Linked DNA regions of Homo sapiens: all the other regions are linked to region 1. A link is a contact called in ENCODE Hi-C or POLR2A ChIA-PET data. All regions are on one chromosome and are shown on one strand. The core of a region is the stretch at or near the end of the contact, and the rest is flanking DNA. Distances in the headings are between cores, read along the strand shown. Region 1 overlaps LOC112268413 (a long non-coding RNA gene). Region 2 overlaps THADA (THADA armadillo repeat containing). Region 3 overlaps THADA (THADA armadillo repeat containing).

What was found. A loop is a pair of places that touch in the nucleus more often than their neighbours do. ChIA-PET counts read pairs that join two places held with the same protein, here RNA polymerase II (POLR2A). Pooled maps may share reads with other maps.
Region 2: a pooled map shows a loop between it and region 1 (2.6-fold over the local background). The contact joins two enhancer-like sites. A Hi-C loop is called at or near these places in 1 of 168 maps with a recorded cell type or tissue (Caco-2), 1 of 37 single-sample maps with no recorded cell type and 3 of 50 pooled maps. POLR2A ChIA-PET finds 5 or more read pairs at or near these places in 2 of 52 experiments (B cell and PC-9).
Region 3: a pooled map shows a loop between it and region 1 (2.0-fold over the local background). The contact joins two enhancer-like sites. A Hi-C loop is called at or near these places in 2 of 50 pooled maps. POLR2A ChIA-PET finds 5 or more read pairs at or near these places in 2 of 52 experiments (GM12878 and HepG2).

What each region holds. Positions count from the first base shown.
Region 1 is chr2:42,959,278-42,964,081 of GRCh38, reverse strand. All of the region lies in intron 2 of LOC112268413 (a long non-coding RNA gene), which reads right to left. Among named protein-coding and RNA genes, the nearest start is that of LINC01819, 78 kb to the left of the region's middle. Within about 2 kb of position 2,595, at least 19 of the 41 ENCODE cell types and tissues checked have a DNase peak (open chromatin) inside an H3K27ac peak, as active enhancers do; they include PC-9, where a contact is called at or near this core.
Region 2 is chr2:43,424,669-43,429,472 of GRCh38, reverse strand. It overlaps THADA (THADA armadillo repeat containing), which reads left to right. Exons shown (of 38, transcript NM_022065.5): 28 at 1,242-1,373. Among named protein-coding and RNA genes, the nearest start is that of THADA, 170 kb to the left of the region's middle. RefSeq lists enhancers at 2,854-2,913, 2,934-3,023, 2,178-3,377, 3,416-3,495. Within about 2 kb of position 2,837, at least 24 of the 41 ENCODE cell types and tissues checked have a DNase peak (open chromatin) inside an H3K27ac peak, as active enhancers do; they include PC-9, where a contact is called at or near this core.
Region 3 is chr2:43,291,490-43,296,293 of GRCh38, reverse strand. THADA (THADA armadillo repeat containing) reads left to right here. Exons shown (of 38, transcript NM_022065.5): 32 at 3,081-3,460; 33 at 4,072-4,190; 34 at 4,526-4,598. Among named protein-coding and RNA genes, the nearest start is that of LINC01126, 67 kb to the right of the region's middle. RefSeq lists a silencer at 2,690-2,984 and an enhancer at 2,261-3,460. Within about 2 kb of position 2,298, at least 14 of the 41 ENCODE cell types and tissues checked have a DNase peak (open chromatin) inside an H3K27ac peak, as active enhancers do.

The DNA.
Region 1 (4,804 bases), core at 1,346-3,845:
AGCGATTTTCCCACCTCAGCCTCCTGAGTAGCTGGGATTACAGGCACATGCTGCCACACCTGGCTAATTTTTTTGGTATTTTTAGTAGAGACTGGGTTTCACCATGTTGGCCAGGCTGGTCTTGAACTCCTGACCTCAAGTGATCCACTCCCCTTGGCCTCCCAAAGTGCGGGGATTACACGTGTGAGCCACTGAGCCTGGCCTCCAGTCACATTTCAAGTACTCAGTAGGTAGCGACAGGTGGCTCATGGCCACTGTATTGAATAGCACGGATACAGAACATCTCCGTCAATACAGAAAGTTCTACCGAGACGCATGCCCTGGCTAGGAAAGACCAGGTGCCAGGGACACTAGTAGCTTTACTCTCCTGGGGTGGGGAGCTGGGGCAGGGGGCTGTGATTGAGAAACACTGGAGACATCCTCTCACTCCTCTCCCCACCTCACCACGGATGAGGTGGACTCGCCATGAGGGGAGCCAGGAGCCTGACACCCAGTACAGGTGTGGACACCCCAGAGGCAGCTTCCATCCTGACTCCTGGAGTGGAAAGCAGGCTTCCTGGGTCCCTGGGAAGAGGCACTGGGGGAAGCTTCAGAGAGGGAGGAAGTGGCCAGAAGCAGGTGCTCTTCCTAGCAAAGGGCTCCCCAGGAGCTACTTCCAAATGGGAAACATCAGCCCTCCCCAATCCTCACCTCTGGATGAATTCCCTGAAGGCTTCAGGAGCATTTGCATGTTACAGTACAATGGTCCTCAAACTTCAGCTTGCATGGGAATCCCTGGAAGCTTGCTAAGGCACAGCCAACTAAGTACAAACTTGAAACACGCACACTTCCACTGTCTATGCGGCAGGCCGAAATAGGGATATCTGGGTTCTGTCCATCATAGGGTTCATTATTGTGTGGGCCTGTCTGGGGCAGATCATTGAAAGATATTAGGTTGGTTTTATCTGGGCATCTTAGGGATGCAGCAGAGAGGGTGATATGGCAGACCTCAGGAGAGACTGGTTGGGGGAGAGGAAAGAAAGGGGTGGAAGCGAGGGATGGAGGACAGGGAGGGAGGAGGGAAGAGGGGGATGGAGTGGGAGCCCGCTCGTGCATCTCCTGCTGACCTTGTTCTTCCTACCTATCTTCTCACCTCCTCCTCACAACCACCTTACAAGTCGGCAAATGTGTGGCTCTGAGAGATTACACAACCTTGCAGCAGATACATGGTCCCTAGGGAGTCAGGCTGGACTCTGTTTCCTCTACCTTTTCTCCCTCCAACTCTGAGTATTTTCAAACGAAATAAGCCTGGGAAGCGGGGAAGACTCAGAGCTGTGAATACATTTTTTTGTTTTCTGAGCTCATTCGGCTTTGACAGGAAGCTTGGCTGCGTGCGGGCAGGCGTCTGAGCCCTCCCTCAATGGTGCTTTTTAGGCATGCCTTTATACAGAATGTAAAGAGTCGCAGTTATAAATATCAGCGGGCTTCTGTGGCCCACTCCGTCCCTCAGCCCCCACGCCCAGCTGGGATGTCCTGGGACTTCCCGCTTGCCCTCCTCCCCCAACCCCTCCAGCCAGTACCACCCTCAGTGCATCTGGGAAGGGTGGGAACCGTGATGCGCCTTGGGCTGGGAAACCAAGGGGGAGTGAAACCCAAAACTGAATTTCTCCTTTTTCGGAAGAAAGGTTGTTTTCAGTGTCAGGAAACCCATAATCCTACAGCCAGCTGTGAAGATTCCAGAATGCCTCTCACTTTACAGGTGAGGAACTAGAGGGCCCCCTGGAAAGCTTATGAACACCCTGACCCCAGAGCTCACCCTCCCTCACTGGGAAAGAAAGTCCCTCTTTTCACTTTGTCACCCCCACCCACCTCCCAAGGCACCCACAGCATGGTCACTCTTTGATGACTGTTTGTATTATAAGCGGCTCCTCCAACTCTGTTCTACAGTCCCCTCCATGGATGCCCTGGAGGGAGGAGGCAGGCGAGACGCGGTCCCATTTTACAGACGGCCAAAGAGTTGAGTGACTACACAGCTCATCCCAGGAGAGCTGCCTGGCCCTGCTTCCTGATAGCCGGCCTGTGCCCCTAGACCTCCCCCGACCCCACAGGCCCCCTCCCCCTCCCTGTATGCACCCCCTGTCCCCTCACTGAGGCCCAGGAGCACAGTTGATTTAGAATTTCCTGCCCTTCTGACAATCTGCGTGCACAAAACGGGCTTTCTTTAAACCGCTTCGAAGGGCATCTCCTCCAGCCCCTTCCCCTGCCTTCATTAAACGCCTCGTCTGAAGCAGGATAAATCTTCGGTGATTAGAAGCATGCTCCTTGTTCCTGTCCCTGCCCCGATGGGAAGCGCATTTCTCAAAGGGTTAATTAACAGCCTTCACACAGGCCGCATTTAGCAACGAACACAAAGCCACACACATAAATAACGTCTGGGGCGGAAGAAGAGGGTGCAGATGGTTTGTGACTTTGCCGTCCAGAGTTTTCTAAACCGGTGTGAACCACGTCCTGTCGGGACCAGGACCATGAGTCAGGGTCAGGCTTTAAGGTGGGCCAGGCCAGAGACGCTAGTGGCCAACTTGGTGCTCTTTGAAAGCAAGTCCTAAAGGAAAACAGAGCGTGGAGCCAAGATGTGGGGAGAGAGGGAGGGGACGGGGTAGGGAGGAGGGCCTGCTGGCTGACCTGGAGAGAAAAGAGCCAAAGAGAGCCAGAGATGCGAACCGGGAAGAACCAAGCAGGAGGCCAGAGACATTGAGTCCCAGCTCCCTGCAAAGTAGTGCTGAATTTACCAGGGGCTCCACCCAGAAATTCAGACCCTGGGGCATAGGGTCCCACTCTGGCCCTGTAGTGAGAGTGATGGCAAGACATCCCCAGCCTAAGAGGAGTTGTGTGGGGCTGAGAAAAGGGTTTCAGGAAGGATAGCCCTGAGGAACCCTGGAAAGTTCTGGAAGTGGCACAGTGATATTCGCAGTATTCCGCCTCATCCATGCATAGGGTCTGTTCCTCTACGCAGCCTTCAGCTCCCCTGGGGGCTCATATGCCCCTTCCCAAAGCTATGGGAACACATCTGAGGTCTCAAAATGCATGGCAACAGGAACACAGGATTCACTTTACAGAGATCAGCACTGTTGCAAGGGATGCCTGAAGCCAAAACAGAGGAAAACGAGAGCCAAGAAGCAGAGGGAGCGATGCAGATGTGCACTGGACATCCACAAACCGCAACAGGAATGGGGAGAGGAGAGAAGTGATTGGAAAGCCAGTTTTTGGCATTCGGCTGGCTGCCATTCTCTTCACCTTTGTGGTCCCTCCAGTTTGCCCTCCTCAGCCCTAAGGGGTCCTCCCCTACTCGGAGAGGCCCTCACCATGCTCACTCAGACCCTCTCCTCCTAGGAGCCAGGAGGTGGGACATGGGGAGGGGGACAGTGAGTCCTGAATGGATTTCTGCCCTGGAGGTGAGGGCACCCCTGGTGCCAGGGAGAGGCCCTACCACAGCACAAACTGGGCTGCCCTTCCTGACCCAGGGATGAACCAGCCTGGGCACTCAGGCCACGGCTGTCTCCCTGTGCCAGGCTCAGCGCCCTGGGGATGAGGGCGCAAAGAAAGAGACGGGGCCGACAACACAGGCCCAACAGCAGGCCCTGTGTCTGGGAGCGGCAGTTTCTCCCCAAGTAATTTTCCACAGTTTGGCTTTTCCTCCACACACAGGCTTGCTCACAGAGTTCAGATGGTGGCTGGTCCTCCAGAGGGTTACTCTGGGCCACTCACCTGCTCGGTGACCCCACCTGCATTGATTTCTGCCCTCATCACTCAGCTGTCTCCAGCTTGCTTCTCAAAGCCCTGTGCCCATCTCAGGGATATGGCTTCTCCAGCCCCCAGAGCTCACTTCACCCCATCAGGGCCTGGATCTTGGGTAGTTATGGGAACCCCTAAATGCACCATCCTCTCTGGGCCAGGGCCAACATTTCTGTTTTCTCAGAAGGATCAAAGCCCCTTTCCTAGCCCTGCCAGGAGGAAGCAGTTTTGACTCGTGCAAATATCTGAAGCCCATTTGGGATTTTACTTTGGTGAGAAATAAATACACAGCCATCTGCAAATGATGGAAATATGACTTAAGTAACTTTTTGGTCGAGGCTCCTGGGCCAGAGGCCAGATGGAAATAAGACCTTGTATCTCAGTCCTCCTTGCACACTTTCAGAAAAAAGAAAAGGCTGGGGGAAAAAGTTGGTGGAAACTGAAGTTCAAAATGGAGTGTGCTAAATTTCTTGGCCTGGGAAAGGAAAAATAAACATCAAACAGCTACCCCATTCAAGTGTGCGTTATCTTGCTCATCCTCGCCAAGAACTCACCCTCCTCCCTTCTTTGACCGGGAATTGCTGTGCCCACGAACAGCCCCCACGCCCACCCCTAACCCAGGGCAGGCAAACAATGGGCCAGAAAACCCTGCTCAGCCAAGGCCTCTCCCCCTGCAGCCCCCAGAGGCCATAAGATTGGGAAACACAGGCTATTTTTATGTGTTATTTGTCTACCAACTGTGGCTCCAGGAGCCTGAGCAACAGTATCATCTGTGGGAGGTACCATTGATTTTTTTGTTTTAACTCGCTCAGACAAAGCCACATTTTCGCAACTTTCAGAAAAGCCAAAAAAGCAACACTCTGCAAGGCTGACCTCTTCCCTGGCTTGCCTTTCTGCCCTCCAGGGAGCTCTTTCTGGGTGTGTCTGGGCCCCTGTTGCTCTGTGCTGGCCCACACCAAGCACACAGCCCCAGATCCAGAGGGCCCAAAGGATAGCCAGTGAAACAAGGAAGGGTGAGGGGGGCAGAGAGAGG
Region 2 (4,804 bases), core at 1,588-4,087, 470 kb before region 1:
ACAGAGCAAAGCCATTACGAGGGCTTTCCAGTCTTATAGTTCACCATTGTCTTAAAAATCACATTCTGGCTGGTGTGGTGGCTCACACCTGTAATCCCAGCACTTTGGGAGGCCAAGGCAGGTGGATCACCTGAGGTCAGGAGTTCAAGACCAGCTTGGCCAGCATGGCGAAACCCTGTCTCTATTAAAAATACAAATATTAGCCAGGCTGGTGGTGCGCACCTGTGATCCCAGCTACTTGGGAGGCTGAGGTAGGAGAATCACTTGAACCCAGGAGGCAGAGGTTGCAGTGAGCTGAGATCTTGCCACTGCACTCCAGCTTGGGTGACAGAAAAATACTCCGTCTCAAAAAAAGAAAAAAAAAACACACACACATTCTGAAGCTGGTAGTGGAATTTTTAGTATGGACATCATAAAGCATGTCTTTTGTATTTTTCCTATAATTTTGCACTTGGTATGAATGTACACTAATTGTTTATAATTAGAAAATAAAAGTAATGAATTTTACTTCTGGTTATGATGCATTTGCTCACATTAGTAGTTTATGCTAATGTGCTTTTCTGGCCTTTAGTGACTATTCATGCTTTCTTAAATACATTTGGATGTTGAAAGTTTCACATTTCATACTGTGGAACAGGCACGTCTCTACTGTAGGAACAGTTCTAATCAAAATAGCGTACTCTAATTATGTAAATGATAAGCTTTGAGAAGAGGATCCTGTACGAAAGCCCATTTCCCTGTTTTGCTAGTAGTTTTTTCTTATGATGCACATTTGGGAGATAAGAAGTGAACGTAGAAAAAAAAAAGAAAAAAGGAAAACTATCCCCTTGATTGTGGAGTCTCACTTCATATACATAATTTTGTTTTTGAAATGGAGTCTCACTGTGTCACCCAGGCTGGAGTGCAGTGGCGTGATCTTGGCTCACTGCAACCTCCGCCTCCTAGGTTCAAGTGATTCTCCCACCTCAGCCTCCCGAGTAGCTGGAATTACAGGCATGCGCCACCACATCGGCTAGTTTTTTGTATTAGTAGAGATGAGGTTTTACTGTATTGGCCAGGCTGGTCTTGAACTCCTGACCTCACGTGATCCATCCGCCTCGGCCTCCCAAAGTGCTGGGATTACAGGCATTAGTCACCGCACCCGGCCATATACATAATTATTTCATGAGAAAAATGTTTGAAGGAGGAGTGCTTCACTACCTAAATGTGAAATCTTTCATGTGTAATAATTGTTGTTTCAGTGATATGGGAGAACCAAATCGTCATCCAAGCATGTTTCTCTTACTTTTGGTGTTGGAGAGACTCTACGCTTCCCCGATGGATGGTACTTCTTCTGCTCTCAGCATGGGACCTTTTGTTCCCTTCATTATGAGGTAGTGTCATGCTGTGTAGAAATTGTCTAGGTTGGCGTGGGAGTTTTACGGGAATATTTTATCTTCTTCTTATTTCAGAAACTATTTTATATATATCATATATATTTTATATATATATATTATTTGTTTGTTTGTTTGTTTTTTGAGACGGAGTCTCGCTCTGTCGCCTGGGTTGGAGTGCAGTGGCGCGATCTCGGCTCACTGCAAGCTCCCCCTCCCAGGTTCACGCCATTCTTCTGCCTCAGCCTCCGGAGTAGCTGGGGCTACAGGCACCCGCCACCACGCCTGGATAATTTTTTGTATTTTTAGTAGAGATGGGGTTTCACTGTGTTAGCCAGAATGGTCTCGATCTCCTGACCTTGTGATCCGCCCACCTCATTCTCCCAAAGTGCTGGGATTACAGGCATGAGCCACCGCGCCCGGCCATATTATATATTTTTTTATATATGTAAACCTATTGTATATATTAAAAACTATTATATATATAACTATTATATATATTATATGTAAAACTTTTGTATATAACTATTGTGTGTGTGCGTGTATATATATATAACTTGTATACACACACACACACACACACACACACACACACAAACTTTGGGAGGGGTCTTGTGAAAGCAGAGGCCTGGGTTTTCCTGCCATTGCCCCCAGTGTTTCAGAGTAAGGTGCTTATATTGTGGGTACAGGATCTCATTAGAACCTGTGTAAGTAATGTTTTCTTTGAGCCCTGTCTGCTCCAAGGCAGGTGGATGGTGTTGATAGGAGATACTCCTTTTGAAAGACATAGCCCCATGTTTGCGTTATTCCTGTGTTGAGCCTGGCTAGCACGGAGCAGGCTTGGTTCTGGTATGTATCTTCTGTCCACGGGTTCGAGAGGATGTCAGGACATCTGCCTCTTCACTCTGGAAGAGTCTGCGAGCCGGTGCAATGGGTGGCATGTAAATGGTAATGCCATGTGGCATGAATTCCCACTCGTCTTCTCTTTTACGTTTGTAGTACCTGAAAAAAGCCATGAATATAGAGTATTCATGAAATAATATAACAGGGTTCTCTTCTTTTAGAGCCTATTACCACTTCTTGTGTTACATCTTTTCAGGCATTTGCCGTCTTCTGATTACTTTGTTCATTTTGGATCAAAGGCCTAAATATGTAGGCCTCCAAGAAGTATTAAAATTTTCTCATGAAACCTTTCAGAAGCCTATCATATTAGTTAGCTATTACCTTTCTGCTTAGCTCTTGACAAAACAGTACCTTCATTTTTGTGTTTCTACCAAAAATTGAAGTGGATTTGGAGCAGAAGGGTAAGAAACCAAACTCAAGAGAGTATTTCTTATGTATGTAGTGTCCTAGGTTTCACTTCCTTGTTTCACAGAGCTGACTTATGCATTTTAATGTGAGAAAACCATTAAACATGAGGTTCTGGCATGCGCTTGCAGAGCTATTTGTTTGCGCCAAGCCTTGGCTGTGGCTGTGTTATCTTTGATCACAGAGATGACTCAGGCAGACTGGTTTTTGTTTCCTGATATACAAAGTTACCAGTCTCCTTCATCTGGCATTTGGTGATTCATTTTAGGAATTTGGGTGGTAAATTTTACTTTCAGGGGCCTTAAAAATTGTTCTTTCATGAATAAGTGGAAAGAACTAAGAAATGTTTTCAGAAAGTTGATGCAAGGAGGAAAGGCATGTGCACAGAATTGCAGTTTACATTAGAAACAGAGATTTGCTTTAGAACCTGTGCTCTGTCTTAAGAACATTGAATTTGTGGAAGCTTTTTACTACTCAGTCTGTTGTTCATTGCATCCTAGAAATAATAAATTACTACATTGAAAGTACCTTTCAGTGGTACCTGAAAGTACCTTTCCAAAATGTTGCTTAGTTTACATATAATCAGAATGCTGATACTACTCATTATATTCAAAGTATCCATTATATAAAACAAAGATTGCATTAATATAGAAAATTTAAATATTGCTTTGAAGCCAGTGTACTTAGGGCATCATTTGTTAACCTCTAAAAATACAAAGTAAGAAGTTTGCAATCAGTCTGTTCTTCCAGTGAAAGAAAATGCTGCGGTTGTAGTTGCTTTCTTCCAGTAAGTAAGGTGCTTTATGAAGTAGATTCATAGAACATCACCAACAGCAGAAGTGCCACCAACCAAAATACAAGGTTATTTTGGTGTAACAGAAAGAGCACATCTATCACTCTTGACAAGCCCTGCACTCTTGGGTTCAAATTGTAGCTCTGTAACTGCCTTGCTTGCTCTCTGAACCTCAATTTCCTCAACTTGCAAATGAGGGTGATAACACATCTTCTGAGAGTCACTGTAAGCAAAATGTCCTGTAAGCAGAAGCACCACCCTTGATTCCTTAAGTACAGAGCCTAGGCTCTGACTTATTGACTGTCCATGTGTGTTATAGAACAGTGTTTCTAAAACTTTAAGATGTAAACATATCACTTGGCTATCATATAAATTCTGATTTCAGTAAATCTGAGGTGAGGCCTGAGAGTCCGACTTCCAAATGGTCTTCCAGATAATGCCACTGCTGCTGGTCTGTAGATCACATTTTGAGTAGCAAAATTAAACTTGGGATATTAAATTTAATACCATCACACACACACACACACACACACACACACACACACACACACATACAATTTTAACAAGCTAGACAGTAGTAGCTTATTAAAATTGGTTAGGCAGTTTAAGGAATTTATTAAGAAGTAGATTTTGACCCAGGAATGCAGAAAACAAGAAAGAAAGTGTTCTGAGCAGAGAAGTCAGTAGGAAGTAGACCAACCTTTGTTGAGCCCCGTCTTTCTGCCAAGTATTGAACTGGTCATTTTACTTACAGTGACTCTGAGAAGAGGTGTTATCACCCTCATTTGCCCGTTGAGGAAATTGAGGTTCAGAGAGCAAGGCAGTTACAGAGCTAGAATTTGAACCCAAGAGTGCAGGGCTTGTCAAGGGTGTTAGATGTACTCTTTCTGTTATACCAAAATAACCTTGTTTTTTGGTTGCCTTTTGAGTAGCCAGTAACTTAGCTACACGGAATGGACCTATAGGGTCTGAAATGTATGCAACTGAGAGAGATGAGGAGCCTATATCCACAGCTGCTGTATCTGAGTACAGGCTGTCTTCTGGATATAGACGTAATGTCTCTACCAATGGTGGGATCTGTTCCTTATTTTGCTTTTCCTGTAGGAAAAGTGACTGATTGGATTGGTTAACCATGTGTGGCACATGGTGACAATCGCCTGGGGTTATAGGACTGGTTTGTGGCCAGATACAGTAGAAGCCTGGCTCTTCTTTCTTGGCCACCTTCTGTGGTAAAGTGGAAGGCCCTAGATTTAGTTAGTTTGGGGTTTCATCAGCCTACCACAGGGAAAACCCATGCTACCCCAAAATGTTCACTGGCGAGGTGAACTAT
Region 3 (4,804 bases), core at 1,049-3,548, 330 kb before region 1:
CAAAAAAATAAAAAAATAAAAAGATGCCTCCTGGTGAGCTGGGAATTCTGCAGTGTCTGAGTTAAGAGTAGCGGTATGGCCGGGCACGGTGGCTCACGCTGTAATCCCAGCACTTTGGGAGGCTGAGGCGAGCAGATCACGAGGTCAGGAGTTCGAAACCAGCCTGTCCAGCATGGCAAAACCCTGTCTCTACTAAATATACAAAAATTAGCCAGGCGTGGTGGCATGCTCCTGTAATCCCAGCTACTCAGGAGGCTGAGGCAGGAGAATCACTTGAACCCTGGAGGTGGAGGTTGCAGTGAGCCGAGATCGCACCACTGCACTCCTGCCTGGGCGACAGAGCGAGACTCCATCTCAAAAAAAAAAAAAAAAAAACAGTAGAGGTTTGTCTGCAGCCCCAGATGGTGGCCTCCCTGGGGTCCCATCATGTTGGAGCCCAAGTCCAGTCCCCATTTTGCCCCCTGTGACAGACTTTGAAACAATTTGATGTGTTACATAAATACTCTATATTTTTAAATCTCGAATTATTGCAAGTCTATGCAAATTTTCAATTTCAAATAAATTTTTCTGTTACCTGAATGTTTTACATATGCATTATGTTTATGTTAGTTTTCTAGAAGTCAGCAGAGTTCTCTGAGTTATAATGAGATGATAAATATAAACGGTGTTTTATTAGCTATAAATGCGTATCACTTAAATGCTGTCTGGTAAGCCAATCCAGGATAAACTTGTTAACATCTTGGGTACAGTTGTCAGGATTTATCAGAGAATGCTATGAATATAATATCTAAATTTTGGCAAGGCATTTGGTGAAGTCTGTCATAAGTTCTTGTAGATAAAACTTCATGGACAGAATGATACAATTAAGAGGATTCATAAGTGGGGGATGACTCAAACCGAAGAGGGCTAGTTAATGAATTAGTGAGAGCCTGGAAGAGCGTTTGAGGCAAGGGCCAGCAGGGAGCCTGCTCACCAAAGGCCTCCACCCTCCAGCTTGCCCACATTTTTAGTAATTATTTGATTTTGGGCATTTAGGCATTCCTGTGAAATTGAAGTTTGCCAACTACTTTGTATGCGTTTTTGAGATAGGGTCTCACTTTGTCGCCCAGGCTGGAATGCAGTGTCAGCATCCTGGCTCACTGCATCCTCAACCTCCTGGGCTCAAGTGATCCCCCACCCAGCTGACTTTTTATTTTTTGTAGAAATAGATTTTCACAGTGTTGTCCAGGCTGGTCTCAAACTCCTGGGCTCAAGCAGTCCTCCCACCTTGGGCTCCCAAAATGTTGGGATTACAGGCATGAGCCACCACGCCCAGCTGGTTTACCCAATTTCTATTAGATGATGAACATGTGTGAAGAACTGGGTGCTGGGAGGTACCCGAGACTCCTACCCTAGTCCGCACCCTCATTCCCTAGTCCTGCCAGTTTTATCCCTTCAGTGTTTTTTTTTCTTTCTTTTTTGCCTTTTTAAATGATCACCTTGGCTTCAGACCTTCAGCGTTTCTTAAACCCACCTTCTCCTGATTCCTTCTGAACTTAAGGCCCTCGTCATTTATTTCTCTCCTGGACTACGGTGCAGTAGTGTTGTAACTGGTCTCCCTGCCTCTAATATTGCCTCCTCAACGATAAGAGCACTTCAGTGAAAATGGGCCCCTGACCTTACTGCTTAAAATAACCCCCCAGTGGCATTCCGTTGCATACAGAACTAGCTGCTTCACATTGTCTAGGAGGCTTTCTGTACTCTAGCCACATTTCTTCCCTAGCCTCATCTCCTGCCCTTTCCCACCTCAAATTTTATGCTCCAGTGTTATGGGATGGCCTGTAGTTCCCCACATGGTCCGTTCTGTTTCATGCCTTTGTTGAGCCTTTGCTCAGCTGGTTCCCCTGCCTTTGGTGGTGCTAACACATTGTCACCTGTCTTCCTCTTTGAGGCCTAGGTTATCATTTGTACCACTATATTGGAATTATGTGTTCATGCATTTCTCTTTCTCAAACTAGACTGACTATAAACTCCTTAAGGGCAGTGATCTTATTTAGCTCCTAGCACATAGTAAGCAGGCAATAAGTTTTTGGTTTTTTTATTTTTTTAATCAGAACTGAGAATATGAAAAGATCTCGGCAAATGAAAGGTAGACCATAAAACTTAACAGGAGGATAAAATTTAACAGGGATATACTTGGGCTTAAAATAAACAAAGAAAACACATCTTGGCTTAAGTACTGAGTACAAAGTGGGAGAAAGATGACTCACCACCATCAGTAGACCACGTCAAAAAAGAAGGGCTGTGGTTTCAGTTGACTTTGTGCTCCATATGAGTCAACAGTGTGATGCAACTCCAGTTCAGAACAGAGAAAGTAATAGTCCTGCGGGTCAAACCATGCAGGAGATTTGTGATCCAGCCTATTGGCCATCCTTTAAGAGAGGGTGAGGCATGTCCACAGGAAAGCAGCTAGAATAATGAGAGACAGTGACCCCATCATTTGAGGAAGGAAGTAGGAATGTTTCATCTGGAGAAGACAGAGGGGACACAAGAATTGTAATCAAATGTCTAAAGAGCTGTCATTGGGAGCCTCAAAATGTAGCATTAGGCCAGTGAGTAGAAACACAAAAAGAACTTTTTGACAATTAGATCTACTAACAATGGAATAAGCTGTCTCATGAGCTCCAGGGTACTGTAGGGTTCAACCAAGAGCTTCTGGGAAAGGGTGTTACAGAGGGGAGCTTCACCCCTGAAGGAAGTTTATACTAGATGTCCTCTTCTCATGGTCAGCTTTGAGGCTCGGTGATAAGAGGTCACTGAGTTCGTATTTATTGAATGTTGAGGAGGGGTGCCAGGAACGCATTTTCTAATAGTAATGCCTTTGTGCCCCTGTTGGAAAAATTATACATTACCTAAATGGAAATTGTTGTGGACTAGAAGTCTGAACCTTAGAGGGCCACTCACTTATGACAGTGTTTGAAATCTGCTTATGGGAGACATCTGATGGCCTCACGCAGTGGATTCAGTCTTCATTCTTTCATGTCCTTTTGTGGAAATTTAAAGTGATTATCTCTTTCCCTTTTGCTTTTTTTGCTTCTTAGTTCTGGAGAGTCTTGGCTTCTGGGAGGAAGTCAGAGGGATTATCTCAGGATCAGAGCTGATAACGGGATTCCCTTGGGCCTTCAAGGTGCCAGGCCTGCCCCAGTACCTCCAGAGCCTCACCAGACTAGCCATTGCTGCAGTGTGGGCCGCGGCAGCCAAGAGTGGAGAGCGGGAGACGAATGTCCCCATCTCTTTCTCTCAGCTGTTAGAATCTGCCTTCCCTGAAGTGCGCTCACTAACACTGGAAGCCCTCTTGGAAAAGTTCTTAGCAGCAGCCTCTGGACTTGGAGAGAAGGGCGTGCCACCCTTGCTGTGCAACATGGGAGAGAAGTTCTTATTGTTGGCCATGAAGGAAAATCACCCAGAATGCTTCTGCAAGGTAAAGTCTCCAACGTACTGACTGGCCCTTTACACTCCCCACATTCTTTTGTGAGCCACTGGAATGGTAGGATCATGAAGGCAAGATTGGGTTTAGGCTCTCCAGGGGCAATAGGAAGTAGATTCGGCAGCCAGTGGATAAGGACTCTCTTTTTATGGTGGTTGGCATGGCGTCATACCTGGTAGGGCACCAAGAAAAGCTTTTGATGATAGGAGTATTGATGGCAGAGATTAACCAAAGACAGAGCAAACCACTTTGGGATGTTTAGGAAACAGATCATTAAAAATTCACTGTAGAGTGTGTCAGAGGTAGTCTTTGCTGACATGGCTATTTCAGGGCAGTTGGCCACCTGGGAAGCATAATCAAAAGGAAAGGGCACTGGCCTAAAATCAGGGCATCTGGCTCCCATCCCAAGTCACTAGAGGCCCTCTGGTTAGTCATTGCATCACTCTGCCTCAGTCTCCCAAAGGTATTATGGGGGAAATAAGAAGTCAGTGGGAGCCTTTTGAAAGGTAGACCTCTTGTTGATACAATTGATTATCATGTAACATCTAGAGACATCTCCCTGAGTATTTATTTCTCTTTTTTGTGTGCGGATTTGGCTTACACAGATACTGAAAATTCTCCACTGCATGGACCCTGGTGAGTGGCTTCCCCAGACGGAGCACTGTGTCCATCTGACCCCAAAGGAGTTCTTGATCTGGACGATGGATATTGCTTCCAATGAAAGGTTTGCCCCCAAAACCTCCTGTGCAACCTTGGTAAGATGTATGGTCCCATCAGTCATTATGTAATGAACTTGCACACAATCCTGCCCTCAGGTCTCAGGTCCTGTATTTCATTCTAAACCTCAGCCTAAGAGTTCTAAACTCAAGCAATAGAATGATGTCAGTGATTTGCATTAATAACCAAAAGGTAATTGCTTCCGGAGGCATTTTTGTAACCAGGAGGTAGAGATTTTCAGTATTCACCTCTGCATGGATTACAGACTATCTGCAAAAACCGGTGTATGAAATATGTCTGATTGTAATTTTGTGTTGTTTTTTTGTTTGTTTATTTTTCTAGATCTGAAATTCAGAGTGTAGCTCTGAGACTTGCTTCCAAAGTCATTTCCCACCACATGCAGACATGTGTGGAGGTAAGGCTGGTTCTGATCTTGTTCCGGGACCTAGGATTTTTTGTTCTCATTTACTCAGAAGATGTCAGTAAAAGTGAACAGTCTTAGCAGGCAGAACCCCTGTGATATGTGTATGTAACATCTACAGAAATATTGTTCGTGCTGGTTTTTCAATTCGAGTATAACTTCAAAAGACTTCTTTGGACACCACCTTTCTTTTCTCTTGT